Linked DNA regions of Homo sapiens: region 1 is linked to region 2. A link is a loop called in an ENCODE intact Hi-C map of the cell type or tissue named here. Cell type or tissue: A673. All regions are shown on one strand. Each heading gives the region's core, and the rest is flanking DNA. Links, peaks and the distances in the headings are about the cores only. Region 1 has its middle 110 kb from the start of MEAT6. Region 2 overlaps LOC105378102 (a long non-coding RNA gene).

What was found. A loop is a pair of places that touch in the nucleus more often than their neighbours do. Peaks named below come from ENCODE experiments on the same cell type or tissue, not always from the same donor. Only the 100,000 strongest peaks of a DNase experiment are listed, where the experiment ranks them.
Region 1: it touches region 2 in a loop (4-fold over the local background); 15 of 110 quality-filtered maps call a loop at or near these places.

The regions. Positions count from the first base shown.
Region 1 is chr6:164,922,280-164,935,175 of GRCh38, forward strand. No RefSeq gene overlaps it. Among named protein-coding and RNA genes, the nearest start is that of MEAT6, 110 kb to the left of the region's middle. In A673, for the core only: a CTCF peak has its summit at 5,465 (motif pointing left); a DNase peak (open chromatin) is centred at 5,452.
Region 2 is chr6:163,953,738-163,961,737 of GRCh38, forward strand. The region is part of intron 4 of LOC105378102 (a long non-coding RNA gene); the gene reads left to right. Among named protein-coding and RNA genes, the nearest start is that of QKI, 540 kb to the left of the region's middle. RefSeq lists enhancers at 6,464-7,235, 7,573-8,000. In A673, for the core only: a CTCF peak has its summit at 3,088 (motif pointing left); a DNase peak (open chromatin) is centred at 3,064.

The sequences.
Region 1 (12,896 bases), core at 1,892-9,891, 970 kb after region 2:
CAAAATAGACACTGATTAGTTTCACCAATATAAAAATTAGTTTCATATCTAGACACACCATAAGAAACTGAAAAGATAACATTTATTTTTGGAGAGGATATTTACAGCACATATAACCAAAAAAGCAAACTAGATTGTACATCATAAACAACAGTATCAAAGGTAAGAAAAGATAAACCTAATAGAAAAATGAATGGAAGATTTAGACTAGCAGTTCACAGCAAACTAATCCAAATATAAGGTAAACTAAACTATGAAAAAGAATCTAACTTCAAAAGCAATCAAAAAGTGTTCCTTTTAAATATATAATTTATTTCTCACACGTAACATTTGCACAAATTAAAATGTTAAGTGTTACCAAGTATGTAGAGTCATGTGAACAGTTATTTGCACCATTAATAATCATACAATTTCACACAATTACATTGAATATTAATTTAGCAATAGTAAGTTGAAAATGCAAATACCTTACAGCTCAGTAAATATGTTTCCTAATATTAATACTCTAGAAACAATTATTTTACAAGTTCACAAGTGGACATGGCCAATGAATGTTCTCTAATTGTATTTTTCCCATGGAAATGACAAATATATCTACTAATAAAAGAATGTTTACATAGACAGTAGTATTTTCAAGAAATATGATACTGTCGCAGGGTGTGGTGGCTCACGCCTGTAATCCCACCACTTTGGGTGGCTGAAGCGGGTGGATCACCAGGTCAGGAGATCGAGACCATCCTGGCTAACACGGTGAAACCCCGTGTCTACTAAAAATACAAAAAATTAGCCAGGTGTGGTGGTGGGCACCTGGTGTAGTCCCAGCTACTCGGGAGGCTGAGCCAGGAGAATGGCGTGAACCCAGGAGGCAGAGCTTGCAAAGAAATATAATACTGTCCCAAAATGAAAATATAGGAATCACACCTCCATACATCAACATGGATTAATCTCACAAACGTTGATGGAAAAAAAATTAGGTTTACATCAGTTATGTAGTATATAAAATATGCAAGATTATATCATACAATGCTTAATGATAAATATATTTTTAAATAAAAATAAGAAGGAAATGTGTCAGTATCATCAACACCAATTCCAAAAGTTATTTTCCTCAGGGAAAAGGACGTCATAAAACGTGATTGGGAAGATGTTCATTGAGTGCGTGGAGGAATGAAGGAGGACTTCCTCCACAGTCGCAATATATACAATTCTATTGTTATGGGGTTTTCTTTTAGTGACAGAGTCTCACTCTGTTGCCCAGGCTGGAGTGCAGTGGCACAATCTCGGCTCACTGCAGCCTTGACCTCCCAGGCTCCAGCGATCCTCTTACCTCAGCCTCCCTCGAAGTTAGGACTCCAGGTGTGTGCTACCACACCTGGTTAATTTGTGTGTGTGTGTGTGTGTGTGTGTGTGTGTGTGTTTTTGTAGAGATCAGGTCTCACCATGTCACCCAGGCTGGTCTCGAACTACTGAGCTCAAGCAATCTTCCCACCTCAGCCTTTCAAACTGCTGGAATGTTCCTTGTTTTGTATGTATGTTTCATAATTAATTTTTTTGATAGTAAAAGTAATTTATCCTCAAGGAAAAATAGATTTCTTGATATCTGGATATATCAGTTAGTGGAAAGCAATCTTCTAACAGTAAATATGTTGTCCAGGCTGGGATAAGCATTGCTCCATGGAAAAAGCCCAGGCTTCCAAAGGGAAAAAGTCACTCATGGAGAATGGGTGCAGGTTCACTTCCAGTGGAGGCCTCTGTCCCCATTACAACTGCGGGATGTTTGTTTTTTTGAGGCTGCCCCACTTACCTTTCCCAAAGGGCTTTGTTTCCAAGGGCTTATTGTGCTATTATTACCTGTGTGTATGCTCCTTTTGCGAAATATCATGAGGGAAAGAAAAATATTATCTCTTCATTTTGGAACAGGAAGATAAATCAACAAACATGTATATTCTATATATCTGTTGTAGCTGTGTAATCTGATACGTGACATCCTGATATGGGACATTCCAAACATCAAACTCAAAGGTTCATAACTTTAGAGACAATAGCTGTGACACACGCACAGAGATGGAGACCTTAATTTCAAAGAAGCTGCACTGTGCATGACTGTCCATGACAATTCTCTAGACGGACGGAGCACAACAGCTTAGCCATGTGTGCTGGAGGCCTGCTAAGTACACAGACACACAATTGGCGCTCTTGGTTTTATCAGTGGCTTTATGTGGCTGCCTTCACATGGCTGTGAGCTCACAGAAAACTGTGACCACAGCAAGCAGGGGCTGCAGGAGGTTTTGCTAATGAATTAATGACGAGGATGAGGCAGTACTAGGTGGCAGTGGATGAAGGACCCAGGAAGAGGTTTTAGGTTATTAGGATTTTGTTAATGTACATTTTTAACAGGATAGATTTTCCTACACTATGACAAGACCTGTTAACACAGCTGCTAACAACAAAGGATTTAGAATGAGATGAGAATAGGTTTTAATTTCCATTATTCCTGGCTGAGAGCCCTGGGGCGAGTTGCTTACCCAGTGATGTTTTTGGTAACGTGGGGATGATGTCTTCTGAGGCAGAGCAGTGTCTGGTGAGATTGAGGTCACGTAGTGCGGTGTTTACAGACGGGATCTGGCACCCAGTGAACACTCAACGACAGCTGTGTGTGCGTGTGCCTGTGTGTGCGTTTTGGAAGGAAGGGGAAGAATAGTCCATGAACGGAAAGGTAAAGTTTGTTCGTGGTTGAGGGTGCCTGGAAGGGAGGTGGGTGGGCAATAGCAGAACAAAGAGCCTGAAAAGGAACTTGGGGCACATTCCAAAGACCCCTGTTCTAAATGCCTTGCGAAGGTGAAGGCAAGGGCCACCATTTAGCATGCCCGGAACAGGGCTAAAGAGGGGAGCCCTTTCCCTAGGGCCATTGCCATGTAAGGTACGGGGCATCACCTTTTTCTGACTGAACAGCTCTATAAATAGTCACAGGATATTTTCTGTAAATAGTCATCCTTACTCCCAGTTCAGCTTTGTACCTGGTTTCCTTTTCCTCACCTCACCGTACAACAGGAGGCACAATGTATCCACTTTGTTCGCCTGGAAGGCAACAGAATGATCTTAAAATAGTACCCATGGCAGGTATGACTGAGGAAACGGGGTCCAGGCGTGTTGCAGGCACATATGTGTGCACTGGGGTTTGGGCATTGGGAAACACAGAGCTGCTTTCCATTAAAAGAAGACTAAAATGCAAATGCAGATACATAACTCCGCCACACACTCAGACAAAACACCACACACTCACACATGCCTATAGCACACACACATAACATCACACACTCACACATGCCTACACCACACACTCACACATAACACTACACACTCACACATGCCTACACCACACACTCACACATAACACTACACACTCACACATACCTACACCACACACTCACACATAACATCACACACACACGCCTTCACCACACACTCGCACAAACCTCACACACATACACATAACATCACACACACATGCATACACTACACAGTCACACAAAACACACTCACACAAACACCACACATTCACACATGCCTACACCACACACTCATACGTAACATCACACACTCACACATGCCTACACTACACACTCACACATAACATCACACAGTCACACATGCCTATACTACACACACAAAACACCACTACACACTCACACAAAACACCACACTCACACATGCCTAAGTTACACACTCACACAAAACACACAATCATAACATCACACACATGCCTACATCACACACTCACACATAACATCATACACACGTGCTCACACTACACACTCACACAAACACCACACACACAAAACACCACACACTCACACATGCCTATACCACACACTCACATATATAACATCACACACACATGCCTACACTATACACTCACACATAACCACACACTCACACATGCCTACACTACACACTCATACATACCTACACACACTTATACAGACCTACACCACACACACATCATACACACACTCACACCACACACACACACTCACCACACACTCACCTATACCTATACCACACACATACAACACTTCATACTCACACATGCCTACACTACACACTCACACACACACTCACATATACCTGCACCACACATTTACACAGAACATCATACACTCACACATGCATACACACACATATAACACAAGCTCACAACACCACACACACACTCTCACATGCCTACACCACACGTTCACACACAAGATACAGAGAGAAGAGTCTGGCGCCTGCTTCCTGACAAATGGTGCCTCCTTCTATTTGCTGATGAGTTTGAGGAAAACCTCCTTTCAGTTCAGCGTAATACGTTAATGTGGCAGCTTGATGCCATTAAGTACTTCTAGAACATTTTTGACTGTTATACTCAGTTAAAAGTCAATCTAACTATGGGGTCTAAAATTAGACACACGTCTATCTCATCATCTTCAGACACTGTCAATTTCTCATGATTTAACTTACATTGCCTTTTATTCTTTATATCTGCTCTTTTCTGTGTATTTTCTCATGCAAGTATCCCATACACCCTAAAAAGTGGATAAAAAGAAGAATCTTAACAAATGTTAGTATAGAAATGACAGGGTGAATCCATAGTACCATCTAGAGTCTTGGCAGATCATGACAATCTTTCTAATAAGCAAAGCATTCTTTTACTCTCCGAGAAATTTTGAGAGGTTTGAGAAGAAAAATAATGTATTTTCTTCATTTCATCAGTGTAGCTCTAAAGAATTAAATCTATGTATGCTGACAGTCATCACTCCTACAGAATCTTTTCATTTCCCAGAAACGCCTCTACTTTTCAATCATCAGACCACTAAGATATTGCTGAAAGTAATTGGGGTATTACAGGGCCTAGTTTTTACCATGTGAAATTCTATCCTAGACATCAATTTCTGATTATATATCCTGGAGAAAGAATATTTTAAAATGTTACATAAAAAATAATCTTATTAAATATGGGGAAATATTCAACTGGTTGTTTAAGCAAATGAACCTTAAATCAAAAATCGGGTTTGAGTGCAAAGTAAAGTGTGCTAAAGAAAAGCAAAGAAAGAAAGAAATACAAAGTGTGAATGATTTTTTTCATATGCTCCCCCGTTTCTGTTAAAATGCATTTCCTTATTTCGGGCAAGCTGGCTGTCCCTGGCAGTGTATCTGCCTGTTAGGAATATCTCCTTTTTGCAGAGTTGCCTAAAGCTATCAGTGGTCCCTGTTTCCTCTGAATTAATGTCATTGATAAGCGGTAAAAGGGAGAAATGTTGGCAATATATGATTATAGATTAAATGATGCAATTTCAGGGTCAGTTCTACAGAAAGCACTTATAAGACTCTGACAAGTGAAGATGAATGGAAATGAAGGAGTGCATTTTCAACAGAGCCTGGTGCCCGCCGGCTTCCAAGGCTCTGCTGCCATCTGCTGGCCGCGGCGAGGCACGGGCGTGCCCGGCCACACACTTGCTTCTGCTGTCTCTCATTAAGGGAACAGTTCTCATTTTAGGTCGCAGCTTACCTTCGGCATCCATAGACCTGTCAATTAGCCCTCTCCCTGTATTCTGATTCATTTCCAGCAGCAGACGTGCCAAAGACTGGCAGGAACTCAGGGAAATATATCCTGAGCACAGGTGGTATGTTGAATATGCCTTGGTGCTTTATTTGAACTAACCAACTGATACATTTAAACAATATAGGCATGAGACGGAGGGGGAAACTAGGAGACAGAACTGGCGATAAATTTGAGGTAATTATCTAAAATTGTTGCTTTACGATTTGTTTTCTTTGTCCCTATGCTGTCAATAAATGCATACGTTGCATTTTGACACTAACGTAATTTAGTTAAAATCCAGGAATGCGTTCGGCAGCTGCTTTTCCAAGTGTGCACACACAGCTTCTCTCAGGAACCAAGAGTCACTGCCTCCCCTCCTCTCCTTCCCATCTCAAGGGTGCTGGAAATAAATTTGATGCGGTAGGTCTAATTTTATTTTATTTTTTTAAATTGACTCAGTATTTGATTTCTCCCTAGAGACTCACTGCTACCTCTAGGTCGAGATGAGATTTCTGTCGTGCATTAAGCTAATTTGGATTGTGAATGAATACAAGTCCAGGAAGTCGATTCTGAGACCCGATACCCTGCGAGGGGAGTGCAGGATAAGCAGGAGACATTAATTAGCGCTGCCTTAAGCAGTTTTACCGACGCAGGCGGGACTGTGGTGGAGCACTGGAGATGCTGCGAGCCCTGAGCTGCCTTCACAGCCTTGTTGGGTGTGCTGCTGGATCACACTGCATGAGAAATGGAAGCAACCTATCTGTAAAGAGCCTGCAAACCTCAGGACGCTCTGGAAGCCAGTGGAATAATTACAGTGGGATGAGGCTGCAAGTCCCCTTGCTTCCTGAGCTGCATTCATGGCTGTGTGAAGGGGAGAAAGGAATACATTTGAGGTCTTTTCATGGAAGACACAGATATTTTAATGTTGCGATACCATCCAACAGGGTGAGCTGAGAGAACCAACACTAAGAGTTTCACAGATAGAACACCACTATTCCCTGTGTAAAACAGGAGGTAGGCAGGCGTAGGCCTCCCCTGGAAAACAATGTTTTAAGAGCTCATAAATACCTAGACGTCAAATCATCCTCGTTTCTAGTGTTTGTATAGATATTTCCAATAATATATTTAGTGGGCTCACTTTTTTATTTTGTGCATTTATCCTGGTTTATTGTTTATTTTTCCTGAATTATTGGCCAATGAATATTTATATTAGAACAGAAAAAAATATATTCTAAAATTAATGTCATAAAAATAAGTTACATCAGTTAGATGTCCTCTGCATGAGAAAGGGATAAGATGGATTGCTAAATATCCCCTGGGGCTGAGCCAGCAAGACTAGGACTGCACACCCCTCATCATTAGCAAGGACACAAAATCACGGAGGAGACCCAGTTGGCCAGGGCAGACCAGCCAGGCAGTGCTGTGTCGAACGCATGATGAATGTGGTGGATGCATTGAGCTCTCTTCCCAGCTGAGGAGTTAAAGAGAAACATTTAGTAAAAAGGGCCAGGATTTAGTCACAATGCTACCCTCTCCCGATAGAATAATTAAGCAATGAACACAGCTGCACATTTCTGGAATGGACACTGCGAGAAAGGTGTAGTTTTTCCATGTTGTATGGCATTTGTTTTCTTGCAAACAGGCAAGCACGGGCTAGGACTGTTTCTACGCCTGTCTGCACTGTGATATGCACTGTCTTCGCTGCAGAAGAGCACCACAATGCTGCCTTCATATTCCGGAACATGCCAGGCTCAGTTTTCTTTCTTTAAGTCCTCATTTTCTGCTTAATGTGCATACTAGGGCTAAAAAAAGCCTAACTCCTATTTTCTCCCTTCTCCTGAGGTCCTTCTGGGTCAAGATGGCTCCAGGCTGACAGGGTTGTGGGAAGGCGCGGTCTGGCTCTAGTCTGATTCTCCAATCAGAACACAAGACAGTGAGCGTTAAGCTGTCCTTTCCGCTGCTGAGTGACCTTGGAGGACTCATTAATCTCTCTGGCCCCAGTTTCCTCATCTCTATGGTAAGGGAAATGGCGGCAGAGCTCCTCTCAAACGTCAGTTATAAAGCTAAGATAAGCGTGTATCCAGAAAGCAGTTAAGAACGGTACAGTTGCTCAGTGTTGTAGCTGTTATTCCGTTTAACTTAAATTTGTTGAGCATCTGGCATAACCAGGTACAAGAAAATATCACGTTTAATCCCAAGAACAACTCGGTCAGATTGATATTAATATCTCCATTTGGGGAGTGAGGGATCTGTGTCTGACAGAAGTTAAAATGTTGTGTTTAAGGTCACACAAGGAGAGTGATGAAGCCTGCATGTTCACTGTGGACTCAGAAGCCACTGGGCTTTGTCATGTTGCCCTCTGCCCCCACCATTCCATAATAGAGAAAGGGATTGAGCCCTGGAAGTTATATCATTTAAATATCTTGAGAGTATAAGAGGTGGAAGCAATTTCTCCCAGCTGGGTGGAGACAACATCGCTAATTCCTGAGAGGTGTGGACATGTGTTCCAGGAAGAGGGAAGACCTTGAGTAAGTGTCTGGAGGTGAGAGAACAGGTAAGTCTGAGAAGAGGAAGGTGATGTCCATGTCATTGGACCGTTTTTGAGGGTACATGCAGGAGAATATGTGTGACTAAGAATTGTAAATGTTGTTTGAGGCCAAATTTGGAGAGATTTGAGTGCCAGGCAGGATTAGGATTTTAATCCCTCAGCCACCAGTGTTTTTGGTGCAAGGTCAATACACACTCAGTGCTGTATTCCAACAGCAATGTATACAATTTATTACAGAGAAGGGAGGTGACCAGCTACCAGAGTATCACAACTGCAAGAAGCTGAGGTTTTGTGGTACTGGGGAAAGAGGAGTGATCCACAGGCCTTACTAATTCTCTCCCTTCCAGACTGTATTAGTTAAGATTCTCTAGAGGGAGAGAACTAATGGAATATATATATATATATATATACATATATATATATATGTATATGTATATATATATGTATATGTACATATGCATATACAGATATATCTGTATATGCATATATATATATCTGTATATTCATATATATAATGGTTCTCTAGAGGGACAGAACTAATGGAATATTTATATACATATATGTAATATATATGCATATATAAATATATATACACGTATATATGTATACATGTGTATATATGCATATATGTACGTGTATATACATATACACGTACATATATACACATATGTGTGGATATACATTTATATGCATATGTGTATATATACACAAATACATGTGTATATATACACAAATACATGTGTATATATACACATATATGTGTACATAAGTATATGTAGATATGTGTATGTGCACATGTGTATATATGTATATATGTATATATACATATATACATGCGTGTATATATACATGCATATATATACATATACATATATACATGCGTATATATGTACACATATACATATACATATATACGTGTGTATATATGTACATATACACATATATATGTATATGTATATGTATATGTGTATATATGTATTATGTATGTGTATATATATAATTATGTACATTTATATGCATATATGTATACATATATATGCATATATATACATATATGTGTACATGTATGCATATATACATTACATATATGTATGCATATATAAATATATGTATACATATATGCATATATAACATATGTACATATATGCATACATATATGTATGCATATATAACACATATATGCATACACATATGTATACATATATGTATGCATATATGCATACATAACACATATGTATACATATATGTATGCATATATATGCATATATAACATATGTATACATATATGTATACATATATGCATATATAACACATATGTATGCATATATGTATACATATATGCATATATAACACATATGTATGCATATATGCATATATAACACATGCATATATAACACATGCATATATGCATAAACACATATGCATATATATTACATATATGCATATATACACATATATGCGTATATGCATATATACACACATGCACATATATGTATATATGCATATATATGCATGCATATATATTACACATATGTATAAATATGCATATATATATGCATATATATCACACATATATGTATGCATATATATATATCACACATATATGTATGCATATATAACATTTATGCATACATATATGCATATATAACATATTTATGCATATATATAGCATATATATGTTATATGCATATATTACATATATACACATATGCATATATATTACATATATATGTATACATATATATGCATATATAACATATGTATATATATGCATATATATACATATATGTATACATATATATGCATATATATACATATATGTATACATATATATATATATTACATATATACATATATGCATATAACATATATACATATATATGCATATATATTACATATATACATATATATTATATATGTATGCACATATACATATATATTACATATATGCATACATATATTACATATACATGTATTACATGTATTACACATGTATTTATATACATATATATGTATATAAATGGGAGTTTATTAAGTATTAACTCACACCATCACAAAATCCCATAATAGACCATCTGCAGGCTGAGGAGCAAGGAGAGCCAGTCCAAGTTCCAAAACTGAAGAACTTGGAGTCTGACGTTGGAGGGCAGGAAGCATCCTGCCAGGGAGAAGATGTAGGCAGGAAGTGTAGGCCAGTCTCCCTTTCAACAGTTTCCTGCCTGCTTTTATTCTAGCTGAACTGGCAGCTGATTAGATATGGTGCCCACTCAGATTAAGGGTGGGTCTGCCTCTCCCAGTCCACCTACTCAAATGTTAATCTCCTTTGGCAACACCCTCACAGACACCCCAGGATCAATACTTTTATCCTTCATCCACTGAAGTTGACATTCAGTATTAACCATCACACAGACCATCTGAACCTCCTGGAATCACCCCCGCCTCCATCTCCTGAGTGCCTGCATACGGTCACTCCCCTGAGCGTGGTATGAATAGGGGACAATATCCCTAAATTACCCCCAACAACGCAGCAGGGAACAAGGACAAGAACATGAGCTGTCAGTTACACATCTGGGGTCCACATCCCAGCCTTGCCAACTCCTAGCCACATAAAGTTAACAAGGCTACACAAGTTCTCTGAGCCTCCTTCCCTTGTGGGTAAAAAAAAATAACAATATGTGTAACTTGGTGGGGGAATGTGTCCTTGCCATAATGAGAGGTGACAGCGTGCTGGCAGCCCTCACAGCCCTCGCTCACTCTCGGCGCCTCCTCTGCCTGGGCTCCCACTTTGGTGGCACTTGAGGAGCCCTTCAGCCCACCGCTGCACTGTGGGAGCCCCTTTCTGGGCTGGCCAAGGCCAGAGCCGGCTCCCTCAGCTTGCAGGGAGGTGGGGAGGGAGAGACGCAAGCGGGAACCAGGGCTGCCTGCGGCGCTTGTGGGCCAGCTGGAGTTCCGGGTGGGCGTGGGCTTCGCAGGCCCGCACTGGGAGCAGCTGGCTGGCCCTGCCACCCCGCTCAATGAGGGACTTAGCACCCGGGCCAGCGGCTGCGGAGGGTGTACTGGGTCCCCCAGCAGTGCCAGACCACCTGCGCTGCGCTCGATTTCTCGCTGGGCCTTAGCTGCCTTCTCTCAGGGCAGGCCTCGGGACTGCAGCCCGCCATGCCTGAGCCTTCCCCCGCCTCCGTGGGCTCCTGTGCAGCCCGAGCCTCCCTGAGGAGAGCTGCTCCCTGCTCCATGGGGCCCAGTCCCATCCACCACCCAAGGGCTGAAGAGTGCGAGCGCATGGCGTGGGACTGGCAGGCAGCTCCACCTGCAGCCCGGGTGCGGGATCCATTGAGTGAAGCCAGCTGGGCTCCTGAGTCTGGTGGGGACGTGGAGAACCTTTATGTCTAGCTCAGGGATTGTAAATACACCAATCGGCACTCTGTCTCTAGCTCAAGGTTTGTAAACACACCAATCAGCACCCTGTGTTTAGCTCAGGGTTTGTGAATGCACCAATCCACACTCTGTATCTAGCTGCTCTGGTGGGGCCTTGGAGAACCTTTATGTCTAGCTCAGGGATTCTAAATACACCAATCGGCACTCTGTCTCTAGCTCAAGGTTTGTAAACACACCAATCAGCACCCTGTGTCTAGCTCAGGGTTTGTGAGTGCACCAATCCACACTCTGTATCTAGCTACTCTGGTGGGGCCTTGGAGAACATGTGTGTCCATACTCTGTATCTAACTAATCTGATGGGGAGGTGGAGAACCTTTGTATCTAGCTCAGGGATTGTAAACGCACCAATCAGCGCCCTATCAAAACAGGCCACTCGGCTCTACCAATCAGCAGGACGTGGGTGGGGCCGGATAAGAGAATAAAAGCAGGCTGCCCGAGCCAGCAGCGCCAACCCCCTCGGGTCCCCTTCCACACTGTGGAAGCTATGTTCTTTCGCTCTTTGCAATAAATCTTGCTACTGCTCACTCTTTGGATCCACGCTGCTTTTATGAGCTGTAACACTCACCGCGAAGGTCTGCAGCTTCACTCCTGAGCCAGCGAGACCACGAACCCACCAGAAGGAAGAAACTCCGAACACATCCGAACATCAGAAGGAACAAACTCCAGACGCGCCACCTTAAGAGCTGTAACACTCACCGCGAGGCTCCGCGGCTTCATTCTTGAAGTCAGTGAGACCAAGAACCCACCAATTCCAGACACAATAAGAACAATACACATGAAAGGCAGGTCTGGCTTCCCTAGTTTGCTTTTCTGTCTGTCCGTGAGCCCCTGGACATGGGGTTCATGCAGCAGCGATCTCTTCCCCCATCCTGCTTACTGCCAGAGCATCTGGCTCTGTTCCCTCTGGCCTTTATAAAAGCAGCTGTAGGAAATGCTGCAGGCGCCTCAGCAGGATGAGGGGGAAATGGCGTCTCCACGCACTCTAGAAATACGGCCTCAGAGCCCCAAAGTGCAAGCGACTGGAGGACCGGACATCACCATCCTAGGAGCCCAGCCTGCACCATCTTCTGATGACATTCATTTTTCTCAGACCATTTTTCACTTTCGTCTCTAGAGTAAAGTGAGCTGTGATGTGTACTATTCTGCCTGTATTATTTAATCAGTTAATACATTAAATAACATTTGATACATTAAATAACATTTAGTACATTAAATAAGAATTCAAGTATTCAAGTAACAACCCTAAAAATCTACCACAGACAAATCAGAGTACACCACATGAATCTACAGCAGTTCAAGTTTGAACAAAATTAATAATAAAGAAGATAGACT
Region 2 (8,000 bases), core at 1-8,000:
AGCACAAAATGTGTTTGAGAGTACAGGACAGCCTCAGAGGCACAGAGATAAAAATAACCGAATTATTTCCATTCACTCCTCTGTTTGAAGTCATAAAATAAACTGAGAAACAGCATGAATCGTAAAAAGATGAATTGGGAATCTGAAATTCTTTCAGCTTTGTTCATCTAAGATATTCATTGTTTGGAAGTGGTTTATTATAAATTTTTCTGTCATTGGTGACCCTTGGTTAAAACTTAAAAAAAGAAACATATTATCAAGATCTTATTGGTCCAGACTAAGTGTTTGATACTGTATCTTAGAGCCATTATAAATGTCTTTCTCAACAGTACCACTTTTGTTACCCTCATATTCATTATTCAGGATGCCACACATTTAATCACATAAGATCCATAAGAAATTTAAATGCTTTGAAGTTCATATGGCCACATAAGAGCTTTATAACTTATGGGCATAAGAAGAAATTTCATTTTTACATGGCACTAAGAGACAAGAGGATAGAAGCCCATGGAAACAGATGGAGGTGGCTTAGACCCAAGCATCGGTTTTGAGAACACAGGCCAGGGGTTAAGGACAGCTTCTGGAGGCTCCTGCTGTTCTTCTGCCCTCCCCCACCCCATCTAGTCCTCAGCACAGTGCCTCCCTGTCCTTTACTGTAGAAGGGTTCTGATTCAGAGATAATGATGCTGTGAGAACAAATTGGGGGAGAAAAAGGTGAAGTTAAAATTAACTCTGGTAGTATGGGGTGAAAGAGGCAAAAAAAAAAATGCTTGAAGATTTACTGAATATACGTCATCCAGATTCTGCCAAGAGAATGTACAGTGCTAAGTGTTGGGTGTGTTTTTCAGTATTTCTCTGGAGTGCTCTCAGAAAAATCCTCGTAGAAACGACTGAATGAGAGTGTATGGTTTGCTGTAGAAAAGTTATATTTAAGATAGCTAAAACTAATTTTTAAATGAAAGGCAGTTTTGCTTGTGGAGTTTCACAAACATCAAAATGCCTTTTAGATATCTGTCTTAAACGAATCCTAATATGTAACAAAGAGAAGCCATTCCAGCGTGGGGCCAAGGCTTCCTAAACCAAATGATTTTTGTGTTTTAACAAAGTGCCCTGGACTTGGAACCTGGAAGACTGCTTGGAAATTTAGATCTACCTTAACTCACCTTCTCTGGGCCTCTGGAGCCTCTGTTTGTGCCCCGTACTGTGCATAGACCTGCTCCCAAGTGTCATTGGAACATATTTATTCCCAGCTCTGCATCCAGTGACCTCACATTGGTGGCTTGCAGTTGGCCATGTGGGAGCATTTACACCATGGAAATTGGCAAATCCTAGCTATCACGGCTTTATTCTCTCAAAGAGTCAGTAGTGAGGTATTTGCCAACAAACTTCTGTTGCTGGCTGATATTTAGGATACTCTGAAAATTCCATGCTGGTCTGATTCTATGGAGCAATTGTTTGCTTTTAGCTCTTAGTTTCCACTAATTCAGTGACATAAACTCCAGAGAATTACATTTTGTCTCAAAGCCCTCCAGGCGGGGCTTGGTCAGCTATGGGATGGGTGAGTGGCAAGTGGCTCTGTGAATGCGTCTTGGGGCTCCGCCTCTCCCCTTTAGTCAGAGCTCTGTTATTCCACCCCGATCCTCATCATTAGCTGCTAGAAATAGTCACCACATGGTCTGCAGAGCCTTGCTTGCATGAGGTATGCCCAGAGGAATGGACATTCTTCAGCTTCTCTTCCCTGAAGTCACATTTCCAATGAAAAGACTGAGACCCAATCTAAGCGCAAATGCTTGGTATTATCATTTACGTACATTACATTGTATCCCCCTGCAATTCTGCCTCCTGCCAAAACTTTACAGTGTACATCATGTACCCATTCCAATAGTAGCTTTCCTGGGGAAAATGAAAAGTACATAAAAGTACTGGCTATGTGGAAATAACACCTTTATATAACATTGATCCTTAGTAAGATCAAAACATAGGATAAAAGTAATCATGTTCTCAGAAGCAACACATGAGTACATGAAAATCAGTGTGTGGTCTATTTGCTTTTCTCTTTTGGATTATTTATAGAGATAGTTGTGGCATTTCAACAAGAGAATGGCCACGTTTGATTGTCTTACCCATGAGGGGTGTGTTATGTATACACTCTCCTAAGGCTTGGGAGGGAATAAAGTGTTCCTCTCTCCTGCAAATGCCGTAATTTACTAGCCACTTGCACCTGTCATGCTGCACATTTCTCTCCCAGTGGGAATACTACGTATGCCTTCAATAAGCCACCATCCCTGGCAACTAAAGGAAGGGCAGAAAGCTGTGTGTGTCCATTAAGTCTATTTTGCACCTTTGATCTTCTTGCTTGGCCACTTTATTTGTCATCTTTCCAACTCTTCTGGCTAAAGTGGTGCGGCTTTCACCTTAAATCAAGTATTTTCCATTCTTTAGCAATTTAATTTGTAAATCTTTTACAGCACGTTTTTGCTTTGGTTTGATCCCTTCTGGAGAAGGTGGATGTTGGGGATATGGAAGAAAGAGTTTAAGAAAAAATAATCCAGATTATAGGGGTGAACATCATCAAAATACAGCTTCCTCAAAACAATGTGCTTCTCTCATTTGCAGACATTATTTCTGAAGAGTTATATTTGTCCCTTGTTTCAATGGAAGTAGTTTATTTCCATTTATTTTCAACTTTTCTCTCGCATTTTGTATTTTCTGCATTATTTTTGATAGAAAGTGGGCATACTTGAGTTGTCAACCATGTAGGGAAACTTTTAAGTTCTTTTAATATTTTCAACAGGAGCCCTATAATTGGATAATTATTTTTTTAAAATACTTTTTGGCTTGTTCTACTTTTTCCCTTTTGGGCTGTCTTACTATGTTTGAAAATGCACACACGATAAAACCTAATAATAGTAATTCCGTGCACAGATTTTCCTCATGGCAACGTTCTTGAACCATGATCACACTTTCATAATGCGGCGTCCTAGTGGCCAGATGACATTTCTGGCTCGTCACTTGTTGAGCCATCTTAACCTTGAACCAGCTTTGAGTCCTTCACAGTCAGTGCTAGCGGACAGAGCCCCCTGCTGGAAGTTCTGGGCACCTGTATTTCCCCTGGAAACGGAAGGTCACTCCCCAAGGCTGGGAGACCAGGAGGCTGGAATATACCCAATTCGTGAAAAAAATGGACAGAAAGCATTCGACTGACAGCATGAGTCAATAAAACCTCAAATTATTTTTTCAATACACTTCCTTTCCTTTTGAAAGTTTGGGTAAGAAAGGCAAATACCAGATCTCTTTAAACGATCTATTGTTTCTCAAATTAGAATTTCCTAAGAAATGATTCTTTTGGTTAATAAAAGGTATGCCAGCAGTGGGGTGGGTATTATATTTTCTCATTTCAAATTTTGGAAATGGTGGATTAAATACAATTAAACATGATTCTTTGTTGCAGAACTTCTCAGTGCCTTTAATATGAAAAGTGCATTTTGTACAACAGAGTTTTTCCTAAACTTGTTTGACCATGGGCATTTATTTTGTGGCACATTTATTAATGTTTTTGGAAGAGTGCTTCGCAGAATATCAGTTTAGGAAATCCACTGATGTTCTTCACTCATTTTTCTAAGGCTTCTGTTTCAAAGAATACTTCAATTTTATTCTAATTATACCACTGTACATACAACTGCGGGAAGGCTATTTCTTAATATTCTAATGCTGAGAGACACAATGCTTGGCACTTGGATAGTCAGGGAAGTTTTTATTCATTTGAGTCTTGGCTCATTTTTTGTGCTATCTTTATGAATATCTTCGTTTAGACATAGGTTCATCCATATTTTATAAAAATGATTTTTCCTTAGTTTTAATGGACATACTTTAACAGTTAGCAGTGTTTGAAAAGAAGACTTAAGAATTATATGCATCTTAGATTTATAGGCCAATAAAGTATTGATTCTATGTAGGAAAGAGTGAGCTGGTCTCATACAGGTATTTTGGGATCAAGCGCTTCTCATAAAATCAGTGTTTGAAAAGGAAATTATCATATTACTCTTCATATTATAGTGGTTTTGTTACTTTAAAAGTGCTCTTATGGGATCATACACAGGTGCATACTCACTTTATAGGTGTGACTGGGCAATGGAAGTGTTTACTAGAAAATATCTCATGAGAAAACTTAGATTTTCTAGGGTTTCCAGTTTGAAACATTCACAAGGTTCTGATTACTTAAATTACATTTTAATAAACAAATGTTCTGGTCTAATCCAGATCTTGTGATTTCTCTGTAGCTGGTTACTTCTTACTGTATCAACTAAATGTAAGAAACAGTTCTCCGTGTAGAATTCAAGTGTTGTCCTATTTTTTATTAGCTGCTAGAAGAGAGTGCCCCAAGTTTTTCCTCCAGGGCACATGGTTTGATTGGCATACTTTAGCTTTGTTCTCAGGAGCACCATGTCACGTGGATTCTCTCCTATTTAATCAGGCCACTGTAAAACGTGGTACAAAATGGTCAGAATGATTAGGGTCATACAGTGCTTACCGGACTGCTGCCATTTGGTTTATTCATTCTGCTAAGATTCTCAGCTTTAGGAAGAGCTGCTTTACTCAGGAGGAAGAGAAAATTAATTCTCCAATCCTAAGTCTTCCGTCTCAACGCTGCATCCTGAAGTGATTTGTAAAATTCAACTCTAACCCTGCGGATTCTGGGTCAAAACACACCCATCTTCAGTTTCCCTGCAGAAGGACAGAGCCGGAGAGGAACGTGCTGTCTGTCTGTCCTTCTGGGCCTGGTCTCAGCCAAAGCTTCCAGATAGGTGCTTTCAGGATTTCCCAATTGCTTCAAGTAACCTCTTTCAGGACTTTGCAGTCTTACTGTTCAAACCGCTTTCTTTCCCCGAGTCCCTTTAAGAAAATGCAATATGTAGATATTTGATTTAAATAAAATCCACAAACATTGTTAAGCATATTTATTAGATAATTGTTTCTTCCCATTACAGAAATACTCTCTACTCCAAAAACGTATTCAATTCCTTCAAACAGAAAACTTCTGGTGACTTTGAATATGACACATTTCAAAAGAATGGGGAATTCCTGTTAGGCCCCCGGCACTGTGGGCTTCCTCATGCTGCTCTCTTGTTCAATGCAATGCAAGTCCCACCAATCCTGGAATTCTTGCTGATGTCTAGCTCCTGCCTCCTGCTTGCAAGTAGAGTTTCCAGACAAAATACGAACACCCTGGCCATGTTTGGGACATGCTGCTACTAAAAAAGTATTCCCTACTTATCTGAAGTTCAAATTTAACTGGGCATCCTCTGTTGTTATTTACTAAATTTGGCCACCCTAATTCTAATTCACTTGGACTCTGACAAAATGCGCAGGATTTTATAAAAAGACTTTTATTCTGAGTCGAAGAAATGTAACATAAATGGCAATATTCTCTCTCTCTTCTGGGACAGGGTCTTGCTCTGTCTCCCTGGCTGGAGTACAGTGTGCAATCATGCATGGCTCACTGCAGCCTCAACAATCCTGGACTGAGGTGATCCTCCCATCTCAGCCTTTCAGGTAGCTGGGACTGCAGGTGCATACCACCAGGCCAGGCTAAATTTTGTATTTTTTTGCATAGAGACGGAGTTTCACTATGTTGCCCAGGCTGGCCTTGAACTCCTGGGCTCAAGTAATCCTCCCACCTCAGCCTCCCAAAGTGCTGGGATTACAGGTGTGAACTGAGTCCTGCTGGCAATTATTTTTATCGTCAAGAAACCTGATTCTTTTTACTTTAACACTGAGATTGATTCCAACATCACCTTCACAGATACCTGGGACTTTCTCTGGGAAAGTCCACAGCAGCCTTCAGGGGCCCCAATGTGTCCCCTTTAAATCCCAGCGACTGAGCTGTTGCTCGGGGTTCCGCTACTGGCACCCGGCCCACTGAGCAGGACAGCTCCTTCCTGGAATCTCCTGACCCTGAGTGGGAGCCCCTCTGTTCCAGCGAGCTCCAGGCCTGCCTCCTTCACGAGGCCCCCAGCTCGGGCTGGCAGGGACTGCACCTTGGCTGCTCTCTTCCGTGCTCACATGTGGGCACTCACTCCGTGTTGTGCCCCCTCCCTCCACGCGTGTCATCTACCCAACATCGGGAAGCTCGCTGAGGGCTCACTCCCTAGCTTTCTCCTGTTTCCTTGGGATTGCGAGCTATTCTTAGTCAGTGTTTAATAAATGCTTCCTGAATGAATAAAAATGTCATTCCAACAGAAGCTCCAGTCACACGCCCTGGAGATTTAGCACTACAATCTGAAGAACATGTTCAAAACCCATTTTTCTGTAAAATAACAGACCTTACCAATCGCTCTTGTAATAATCCTTATGGAGGAGGAGAATCTTATCAGCTTCCCTTAATTCCACAGAGGTAATCCCTGCAGCCCCAGCTTCATCGTGGCAATTATATCAGTTCTTTGTTGTTCTGTTTTAGATTTGTTTCCTGAATTCTCAGTGAATGCCAGGGATTGATTGAACTGGGTCATTTGTATTTAATCCAGATTCTTTGTCTCTGCAAGGATTGGAGCCTTGGCCCCGGGACATGCTCCTGGGTGCGCTGCGTTTCTCCCAGCCCTGAATCAGGACACTCTGAGCTGCCTTTCCCTGGCTGGCATGGAGGAGCAGGAAGAATCCTGACGCTGGAGTCAGGAAGGCTGGGTTCCAACCCGGCTCCTCTCCGCTCCTGGGCTGAGAGGGTCATAGCACCTTGTGGGGCCACCTGGGGTGTGCTGGGTGCACGGCGGGCCCCTCAGCCATGCCCGTTCCTCGTCCTCCCTCTCTTCTACGTTCCACTCCTTACACACTTGTGTGTAATTTAGCTCTTATTGACAGAATAAAGTAAGGAGGGCTTTATTCTCACGTGCCCAGGAGCTCCATGAGCTTATGCAGTGCAGAAATGAACCACTAAACCACGGTACTTTTTCAGAAAGCAACTTTCTCCTTTTCCTTGATTTTTGGAGACTAAATATGGCAAATGCCTTCTGGTGCCCCTTCCGTGGTGCTCATTAATTAGCCCTGAGGCATTTTCTGTTGGTGATCCCTGTCATCTCCTTTCCCACTCCGTGCAGGCTTTGTCTGAAGACCAGGAGGGAGAAGAAACTTTTGGTGTCTCCAACGTGTGCAGGGCTGGGAGCTGCTGTGGCCTCATTCTTGGGGGTGGTGGGGTGTGAGGAGGATACATAAGCTTCTGGGGCACCTGGCACCAGCCAGTAACCTGGGACTCTCTCACCCTCCGTTTTCAGCTTTGGGGGCTACAAAACCTGCCCAAAGGATGTGCCGTGAGTGCTGCTCTATCATTTCACTGTCACTGGGGATGAAAAGGTGGGAGAAATGATGCAAGGAGTTCTCACTGCCATTCTTTTATTTGCTCTGACATTAAAAAAAAAAAAAAAGGTAGAGCTTGTATTTCTTACATGCCCAACTGTTGTTTTTAAAACTTAGAAATTTGGAAAAGCTTCTGTGACACCTGCATTTTTTTTTTTTTTTTAAGTTGGAGTTTCCCTCTTGTTGCCCAGGCTGGAGTGCAGTGGCACGATCTTGGCTCACTGCAAACTCTGCCTCCCTCGTTCAAGCGATTCTCCTGCCTCAGCCTCCGAAGTATCTGGGATTAAAGGCACGTGCCACCACACCCAGCTAATTTTTGTATTTTTAGTAGAGACGGGGTTTCACTATGTTGGTCAGGCTGGTCTGGAACTCCTAACCTTGTGATCCACCCGTCTTGGCCTCCCAGAGTGCTGGGATTACAGGCATGAGCCACTGCGCCCAGCCTGACAGCTGCATTTTTAAACTGTGCTGGAGACAGTGCACCTCTGTGATGGGGCTGGCAGGGGCTGGGGTTTGCCCAGGCTCAGGGCTGGGGTGCCACCTCCCTTGTCCTGGCGACTGCCCTTCAGGGAATGACTTTCATTGTCCTCATTCTGGAAATGAGGAAATGGAGGCTTAGGAACTATGTCAGTCTTCAATTGCTGTATAACCAC